Regions from separate parts of the Homo sapiens genome. Here region 2 is linked to region 1. Evidence: read pairs that join two places in POLR2A ChIA-PET (ENCODE). Cell type or tissue: Panc1. All regions are shown on one strand.

Region 1 (5,000 bases):
TAATTAATTTTTCTTTTTTTTTTTTTTTTTGTAGAGACTGCATCTTGCTATGTTGCCCAGGCTGGTCTTGGACTCCTGGCCTCAAGCACTTCACCAGCCTCAGCCTCCTGAAGTTCTGGGATTACAGGCATGAACCACCAAGCCCAGAAAAGAAAGTCCGTTTCTTCTAAAAATGGAGAGGGATTTATTGAATATATATCATAGCATGTCAAGACAGCTAAGATCATCTTAGTAGTCTCATTTTTAGAAAAGTCAACTTTATATAGGTATAATTTACATATAAAATGTATTCATTTTAAGTGTATGTTTTGATGCATTGTAATTAATGTAAATGATCAAAATGCTTAACATTTCAATCCTCTCCAATACTTTTATGGACCTTCCTGGAATTTGCTGTAAGTTCTTTTGTGTCTGGTATCTTGACTCCACATAATAGTCTTGAGATTCATCCATGTTTTTGCATCTGTCAGTAGTCTATCTCTTTTAGCTGCTGAGCAGTGCTCCATTGTATGGTTGAAGTACATTCTGTTTATCCATTCACTTGTTGATGGACATTTGGGTTATTTTTGGCTATCATCATTAGAACTGCCATGAGCATTCCTGTGTAAGTCTTTTTGTGCATATATATTTTCATTTCTTTTGGGTAAATACCTGAGATTGGAATTGCTATAATTGGAGGGTTATATGGAGAATATATGCTTAACTTTCTAAGTTATTGCCATCTCTTTTCCAAGTGCTTTTATCATTTTACATACCAATTCTGTTTGTACCACATCCTTGCAAACACGTGTTGTCAGTGTTTTAGAATTTTAACTGTTCTAGTGTGTGAGTAGTGGTAGCTCATTATGGTTTTAATTTGTATTTTCTGGATGACTACCAATATTGACTATCATTTTACATGCTTCTATGAAATATCTGTTGAAATCTTTCATCCACTTTTAAACTGGGTTGCCTTTTTATTATTGAATCATAAGAGTTTTTTTTAAACATAAATTTTGGATACAAATTTTTTGTCATACACATGTACGACAAAAATTTTCTCCAAGTATTTAATAGCACGAGTCATCATCATCATTTTCAAAAATTTCTCAGTTGTTTTTAACTCTTTATTTCTTCAGATTGTTCTATAATGATTTTGTTAAGCTTAGAAAAAAATTACTGTGGAGATTTAACTAGAAATGATTAAATTTATCAATGAACTTGTGAAAAGCTAGACAGGTTTAGGATATCATCATCCCTTCTTGTTGATTCATATAACTTTCCATTTATTAAGCACTTAGGCTTTAAGTGAAGTTTTATGTTTTTAACGTAGTTGTGAATATTTTTGTTAATGCTTAAATATTTAAGATTTATTATAACTACCTGAGATTTTTTCCACTGTGTTATCTATTATTTGAAAAGTCATTCATTTTTTAATATTTGTTGCATTATTTGGGATGGATTATTTTTCAGTTACAACCCCACATCATAGTGGTTTAACATAATAAGCATCTGTTTCTTCATCACGTAAAGCCTTCTGCAGGTCTGGGCAACACTCTGGGGAAGTTACTCGCCACGTGTTATCTCAGTGACCTAGGTTGCATCTACCTTGGTTACCTTTATATCAGCAAATGTTTTCACAGTTGCCTTAGCCAGGGAAGGCAGATTGCAGAATTGAGCATTAGCAAGTAAAATACTTTGGCCTAAAAACAGGCTGGGCGCACTGGCTCACACCTGTAATCTCAGCACTTTGAGAGGCAGATCACTTGAGGCCAGGAGTTCGAGAACAGTGTGGCCAACATAGTGAAACCCTGTCTCTACTAAAAAACTCTGTCTCTACTACAAAAGTTAGCTGGGCTTGGTGGTTTGTCCTGTAATCCCAGCTACTTGGGAGGCTGAGGCAGGAGAATTGCTTGAACCTGGGAGGTGCAGGTTGCAGCGAGCCAAGATCACGCCACTGAACTCCTGCCTGGGCAACAGAGCGAGACTCTGTCGCAAACAAACAAGCAAACAAAAACACTTTGGCCTAAAAGCATATATGAGTCACTTCTCAAATTCATGACCAGCACTAGGCACATGGCCAGGACAAACATTAAGAGAGACAGGAAACAATGCACCAAGAAGTAGAGGAGAATGGGATATTTGTGAACAATGGTCATGCCTTCCATATTGATTTTGTTGACTCATCTCTCATGTTAGGTATAAGAATACTTCATTTTATTTTTTTGGGGGTGCTAGGTAGTTGTTCATATTATCTTCAAATAATGTTATTGCCTACTTTTAAAAGAATGTGGAACTGCCGAAATCTTTTAAAATAATGTAAAGTAATAGTAGTGATATGAGACATTCAAATCTGTTATTTGAACTTAAAGTATATGCTTCAAACTAATGTATGTGAGCTTTGCTGTGATTTGACAGCAAATAATAAATGGAAGGAAAATTTGAAACATAGTAAAAATAACTTGCATTAATAAAAAACTATATTGAATTTTGCAAGTTTCAAAATCCATCTCAATAATCACCTGATTTTTCTTCCTCAGCCAATTGGCGTTATGAAAGAATAATATCAGTAAACTGTTTCATATTAAACCATCCTTATATTTATAATCTAAATCATTATTGATTATTTTTTCAATGTTATGGTGTACTTTATTTAACTGGATTTTATGTAATAATGCTTTTTATTAATATTAACAATTGAGATGCACTGGAATTTTCTCTTTTTAGTGTTATCTCTTTTAGATTTTAAGGTATTGAATTTATTGTCTTTAACAACAAATTGAGAAGCTTTCTGTCTTTTTCATGCTTTCCTATTTATTATGGGAAAAATTAAAAAGAAATGCATTTATAAAATCATCTAGCCATCTTACTTGGACTTTAATCATTGTATTTTTATTTCTGCCTTTATCTTTTGTCTGTTCACATGCATGCATACATACATATGTTTTTGAAATGATTTTGATGATTTAAACATTCTCAGAAAAACTCTAATCTTTTTATATTTTCAAAATATCAAAAAATTCTTACATATTATTTTATATTTTTATGTAAAAACTTTTATATTGACTCCACAGTTTCCTCATAAATCAGTTCTTATATTTATTTTCCAATTCTACTTTGTTTCTTTAATTAATTGATACCTTCCCTTAGTTTTATGATTATTTTTCACCCTCTTTCCTTGGTCTTTATTTTATGATTCCTTTTCTAACTTCTGATTTGACTTCATCATTTTCCCTCCTTGTTTAATAATATAAATGTTTGCATCTACAAATTTCCTTCTGAAAGCATCTTTGACTGCATTCATTACCTCGTGTTATGTAATGACCCAATAGATATTATTTTCTGATTAACTCATTATTTTATTCTGCTTTCCTCTTTGAGACAATTTAGTGAGTAGGATACATAAATTTTTCAGTTACTGGTTTCTTATGATGTAATACTTTGTTATAATATCTAGCTTAATTGTGTGGGTCAGAAAATGTAACATGTACAGTTTCTATTTATTAAGTTTTTAAAAGTCTAACACTTGCACAATTATTATAAACCAGGGATTCTCATATTTTAGGGTACATGAGAATCCCTGAGGTGTTGAAATGCGTATGTTTAGTTCCTCTCTGGAAATTATAATTCAATAGGGGTGGGAAAATGCATTTTCCCTAGTACTCAGTTAATCCTGATATAGCTGCACTCTGAGAAATGCAACCATAAATAACGAAGGGATGCTTGAATAAAATCTATATTCTCCATTTGTAGGGAAAGTTCCATATTCCAGGATGAATTTTTATTATATTATTTAAATTTTTAGAAATAACTCTAGGCATTTGAAGGAGAATGGGATTTAATACAGAGAATTAGGCATTTGCAAAAGCACTGGGAGAGCCAAAAGAGTGGGACGTAGGCTGACCTTCGAGGGAAGCTCCCAGGATCCAAAAGGGTGGGGCTGGCAGGGAAGCTGCTCTTCCTGAGGCCATGGTTGCAGGTGCAGCCGCCTCTAGATGCTCCAGAAACTGTGGAGAATGGACACTAGAATGCTGCTGCTGTCAAAGCTCAGTTTCCACAGTCTTGTTTGCAGATAGAAATAGCCAAAAAAGAAGTCAGGGATCCAATGCGTGTAATGACTTCCTCGCTTTCGAAACCCTGCGTAAATGCTTCAAAGTCAGAACTAATCCATATCCAGAATTGCAAAGGAGTCTGGAGGTTATAGCTTTTAGTTTTCCAACCTCTCCAACTAGAAGTATGATGGATGGAATTTGAAAGCATCAATATACAGGTAGAAACTTCTGTCAGAGGTGCGGCTGTGGTCATGAAGTGCAAAGAAAGAACACATGAGACACTTATAAGACGTCTTCGCTATATTAACAGATGGTTTCTGATGGAGAAGGATAAGTTAATGATGGTTTCACAATTTTGATCATGCATGACTATAGGATTGGGGCTATTCTTGAGCTAGATACATAATCCAAGGAGCAGTAGTGTGTGTGTGTGTTTGTAATTACTTTTGCACCAACCTAATAGATGTTTGTTTAAAGACATCTAACTTGCAGAGGCAGGTAATAAATATTATTTTATAAATTCTGAGCTCAAGTTAACATGAAACTATTCAGAGAACATCTAGAATCTAATGGAATATCTGAGCTTACTAGAAAGAAAAAATAACTATAAAAATGGAAGAGAGAAGCCATCTATACATTTAATATATATTTAGAATCATATCCTATATTGACGATATCAGAAAATGTATAATGTAAATTAAGTACAGTATTTTAAGTTTAAGAAAATAGGAATGTATAAAAACTATTTTAGGGCCAAGCATGGTGGCTCACAACTGTAATCCTTGCACTTTGGGAGGCCGAGGCGGGTGGATTGCCTGAGCTCAGGAGTTTGAGACCAGCCTGGGCAATACAGTGAAACCTCATCTCTACTAAAAATACAAAAAATTAGTTGGGCATGGTGTGGGCGCCTGTAATCCCAGCTACTCATGCAGCTGAGACAGGACAATCGCTTGAACCCAGGAGGCAGAG
Region 2 (5,000 bases), 120 kb after region 1:
TGCCTCTCTTGTCACCCGGCTCTGTGAGCGTGGGCCAGTTTGGCATCATTCTGCTGTTTGGACAGCCCTGTGGAGGCACAGGTCGCTGAGCATTGTATTTCATCCACACATTTTCTCAACAATGTTGCCTTGCAGTTTGAAAGACAAGCAGGGTGGCCCAGGTATCACATTCCTCCAAGTCTCCCGGGCAGGACTGAGCTTTAAATGTGTGGGGACCAGTAGCACATGAGGAGCCTCCCAGGTCAAGGGAAGGCTTGGGAGGCTTGCCACCGTTGTCTACTGGGGAAGGAAATCCAGGCCCAGTTAAAACCTGGGCTCCTGGGGAGCTGGCTGGGAGAGAGGGCATGTGAAGGTTAGGAGCCGCTGGAACAGGTGTGATGTTAGAGTCTCAAGTGAGAGGATGGCCATGGTTTTTCCTCATCTTCGTGCTTAAAGTAGTAGTTTTAGAAGAGCTTCCAGGTGCTTCTGTGAGTCAGGGTTCTCATGCACTCGTGCTAGTCACCCCGGTAGGTGACTTCAAGGCACTCTGTTCATAGCCCCTGGTTGCACACTCACAGACAGAAAGTGAGGGACCCATGGGATGTGTAAGGAGAAGCACTCTGCCTACAAAACCATTAGCATCCTAAGACTGGTCACCATGGGACAGTGACGACATGACTTTTGGCTGTCAGTCAGTCCTTTTGAAATGGAGCATGCAGTTTCTTTCTCCCCTCCCTCCCCTCCCCTCCCCTCCCCTCCTCCCTCACCCTCCCCTTCTCCTCCCCCTCCCCCACCCCTCCCTTCTGCTCCCTTCCTTTCTTTTCTTGACAGAGTTTCACTGTTGTCAGCCAGGCTGGAGTGCAATCACACGATCTCAGCTCACTGCAACCTCCACCTCCGAAGTCATTCTCCTGCCTCAGCCTCCTGAGCAGCTGGGATTATAGGCGCCCGCCACCACATCCAGCTAATTTTTTTTGTATTTTTGGTAGAGGCAGGTTTTCACCATGTTGGCCAGGTTGGTCTTGAACTCCTGACCTCAGGTGATCTGCCCACCTCAGACTCCCAAAGTGCTGGGATTACAGGCATGAGACACCGCACCCTGGCCTGTATTCTTTTCTTTTTCAAGCCAGTCAAACTTAACAGTGGGTAATTCTGTATTCTTTATTGGGGTGAATGATAGTTACTAAATATGATCTACTATTATCTAAAATAAATCATCAGTGCTTTTTATTTGGTTATTTTCTTTTTCTTTTCTTTTTTCTTTTTTCTTTTGGTAAAGAAGAGGGATTTATTTGGCTCATGTTTCTGCAGGCTGTAGAAGAAGCATGGCACCAGCATCTACCTGCTCAGCTTCTGATGAGGCCTCAGGAAGCTTTCCCTCATGGTGGAACACAAAGGGGAGCAGGCACATCACATGGAGAGAGAGAGAGAGAGAGAGAGAGAGAGAGAGAGAGAGAGAGAGCAAGAGAGAGAGGGGGGAGGGAGGTGCCAGACTCTTTAACATATTTGGTTATTTTTAAATGATGAAACTCATGAGCGTGTGCTGCGAAGTCTTTTATTTACATCTAGCATTTATATGTTATTTAGTGTTGTTTGTCTCCTTGTTCTGTGTGATGACCAGATGGCACAGGGTTGCAGGAGTGCATGGTATTTGGAGTTAGGCTACTTCTCAGGAACTGTTGTTCCTCACTGAGCCTCTATGTCCTCATCTGCAGAGTGACAACAAGCGGTTTCTTGAGGGTTGCTAAGGGGACCTGAAAATTGATCCTGGCATGTTGGGGCCGTTCACCAGGAGGCAACCTCTGTGTTTTTTGTTACATGTACTCTTGAAACAGGTTTGAATTCATAGAACACACCTGGCCTTCTGCTAAAGAGAAATAAACTATACAAATGGTCCCAACATCTTCAGAGATCCATTTGGAGGAGAGCAAAAATCCCTAATATTCATGCTGAACAGGAAGTCCATGGATTGAAATCCCTTACAACTTTGCCAAAAGAGGTGATTTAGTCTCTTTGCTGCCCATTCCCAAGTTACAGAAACTCCCAGAGCCATAGTTGCTCCTTCCACAGCTGAATCAAGAATTAGCCTCCAAAGTCAGAGCATGACCTTGCCAGAAGCTATTCATTCATTCCCGCCTGCACTCAGGCACCGTGCTAGGCAGTTGGAACACCACAATAAGACAGACAAGATCCCACCACTTGGTGGGGGAGATGAGATGGAAAGATATGTTAAATAAATGAAACAAGCAGTGCACTTGGGATTGTGAAGAAGGCTGGGGACAAAGCCTAATGAGGTGATTATGCTGTGGCTGGGGGTAGGAGGAAAGGATGGCTTCAGATAGCTAGGCCAGAGAAGGCCTTTCTGAGGAAGGGACACTTAAATTGAGACCGGCAAGTGGTAGAGGGGCCAGGTGAAGCAACTAGTGAGGGGAAGAGCCTTCCAGGTGGAAGGGAGTGCATAGTGGGGAAGAGACCTGAGGAGGAGACAAACTTGACATGTCTCAGGAACAGAAACAGGGCCAGGAGGGCTTGAGCTCAGAGGGTAGAATGGATTTGAAGGGCTGCTGTTTCCAGCTGAGCAAATTACTAGGTGGGGGTTGAGGAAAGATACTTTCTTTTTCTTGTTCTGGATAGTGAGTTATACTGAGAAAAATGGAGGGGTTGTTCTGGCAGATTCTCATTATGTTTCATCTCCACAGAAGCTTTTTTTTTGTGTTTGTTTTTTGTTGTTTTTTGAAGGTTGCTTTCTGAAAAAAAAAATGAACTTGATATGAAGACAAACTGACCTTTATCTGAATACCTGTTCAGGTGCTACTGGGTGTGTGTTCTTCTTCTTCTTCTTCTTCTTTTTTTTTTTTTTTGAGACACTCTTGCTCTGTCGCCCTGGCTGGAGTGCAATGGTGCAATCTCGGCTCACTGCAACCTCCACCTCCCAGGTTCAAATGAATCTTGTGCCTCACACCGCCAAACCTGGCTAATTTTTGTATTTTTAGTAGAGACATTTCGCCATGTTGGCCAGGCTGGTCTTAAACTCCTGGCCTCAAGTGATCCACCTGCCTCTGTCTTCCAAAGTTCTGGGATTATAGGCATAAGCCACCACTCCTGGACTGGGTGTGTGTGTTCTTGACTAAAGTATTGAATCCCTCTGGGCCTCCATTTTTTCATCTCTAAAATGGATTCAAGACTGAAATAGCAAGGTGAATAATACAATACCTCCAAGTATCTACTGGTTAGGAAGAATTAAATGCATCATTCAAGTTGCCTTATCCACAGCTCTATATGACAGTACTCACCATATTGAAGAACCTCCCAGCAAGTGCCCTTGGGCCCACTGCAGTGATCAAATTCAGTGAAATATGTGTCGAATGTGTGGGAAGAAAACAGAGCAATTCACTGAAAAACTGTTTGAAATGGCCCAGGATTGAAATAAATAATTGCAAGGGCCTTCCTATCCGGATCAATTTCTCAGGTAACCATGGTAAGAGTAGTGTCAATGCTTTGCCAGACATTAATTCTGAAATTGATGACCATCATCAGTTTTGAAATATGTGATATGTTTGATCCTATCAAAAGGCATGTGTATTTCCATATAAATCCTTTCAAAATACAATATATCCTTTTTGGTTTTTGATGTCTTCCAACTCAGAAAGTATGATATGATAGATGTAAGTTTCTAAGCACATTAGTGATGTAACAATTTCAGCTGAAGGTATTTTGGGGCCCTTGGCAACACCTTCAATCTCTGGGGATGTTAGAAATTAATGGTGAGAGGAATACAAACAAAACTGTGCTTATCTGTTTTCTGTAAATGAACACCTACGCATATCCTGGGAGGGTGCTTGCAATATGACTGAAGGCCAATGCTCCATTTATACATGTGCAAAACTACAAAAAAATTCCCCTGAATTACAGTGAAACCGTTTTTAATTCTTCTGTTTTTTTTCCTACCGTGTGCCTGCACCATGTAAATATCGATTTTAAACACCTGACAGGTTTAATCTTGAAAATGGAAGCATATACCAGTTCATGTGCATAACAAACATCCGATTTACTACTCTTCTTGCAAGGGGAAAATGAGTTGCCCCACACATCTTCCTTCTTCCTCTTCAATTTGATAAACTCTTGCCTCTTTTGTCAGGTCGGACCTATTCTAGTCGACTCGTGTCCAAAAAAAATACCTTACAAATGGATTTTCAGTCACCACTCAACGAAGCTGGTTGACAGAGCTCCACAAAATCCTTCTGGAGGGAGGCAGGCTTTTAACTTGATTGATGAAATTATATCTAAATCTAGTAGATTTGGGACTTCAAAGGCATTTTTCCCTACTTAGGGCATCCCGGATGAAGGGCGTATGCTATTTGTACCAAACTCCCAGGCTCAAGTGGTTCGCAAATTGACCCCTTTGTAATAGGTTAAAGGTTTCTTGCTAGATAACAGTGGTTCATTTTGATTAATTATGTCAGGGAATTAATGTATGATTACTAACTTTTAGCAGATCCTGCTCCTTCTGACCCCGGTCTGCTTGTTTGTGTGGCTGGTTGTAATTTTCGACTGATAGGTTAGGAGAGGTCACTGTGTGGTCAGCATATTTTAAACAAAGGAAGAAAAAAAGAAGCAGGGACCTCCAAATGGAGTGGACACTGCAGTTCACAGCCTTGACAGAGAAGATCTGTTAAGTGTTTTAGCAGTGGGCTTTTATATATTTACTCATGCTAATAAAAGATGGTTCCCCAGAATGGAGAGTAACCTGGGAAGATGTGGAGAATAACAGTTAAATGTTAGCCCATAAATTTCATTTCATACTGGTTTCAATAACCTAGGACCTTGTTAAAGATTAAATGGCAACGTGTTGAGTTTTGGCTTTCGATAGGTCAAGAGAATCAGGATGAAAAATTCTTGTTAATAATGAGGTTTTCTAGTAGATGGTGTGTAGTTTAAACTGTTATTCTTAGATTAAGTGCTAGCTATTTAGAAGGAGGGTAACAGTATAAGCTGATGACATTTCACTTCAAATTATTTTT

Evidence for each region. Peaks named below come from ENCODE experiments on the same cell type or tissue, not always from the same donor. Only the 100,000 strongest peaks of a DNase experiment are listed, where the experiment ranks them.
Region 2: POLR2A ChIA-PET joins it to region 1 with 5 read pairs; 2 of 35 experiments call an interaction of 5 or more read pairs at or near these places.

What each region holds. Positions count from the first base shown.
Region 1 is chr15:96,023,542-96,028,541 of GRCh38, reverse strand. All of the region lies in intron 1 of LOC112268156 (a long non-coding RNA gene), which reads right to left. Among named protein-coding and RNA genes, the nearest start is that of NR2F2-AS1, 300 kb to the left of the region's middle. In Panc1, no CTCF peak of the experiment used is centred here; DNase peaks (open chromatin) are centred at 1,541 and 2,061; H3K27ac peaks cover 1,594 bases.
Region 2 is chr15:95,902,346-95,907,345 of GRCh38, reverse strand. LOC124903582 (a long non-coding RNA gene) reads left to right here. Exons shown (of 2, transcript XR_007064799.1): 2 at 1-1,209. Among named protein-coding and RNA genes, the nearest start is that of NR2F2-AS1, 420 kb to the left of the region's middle. In Panc1, no CTCF peak of the experiment used is centred here; no DNase peak of the experiment used is centred here.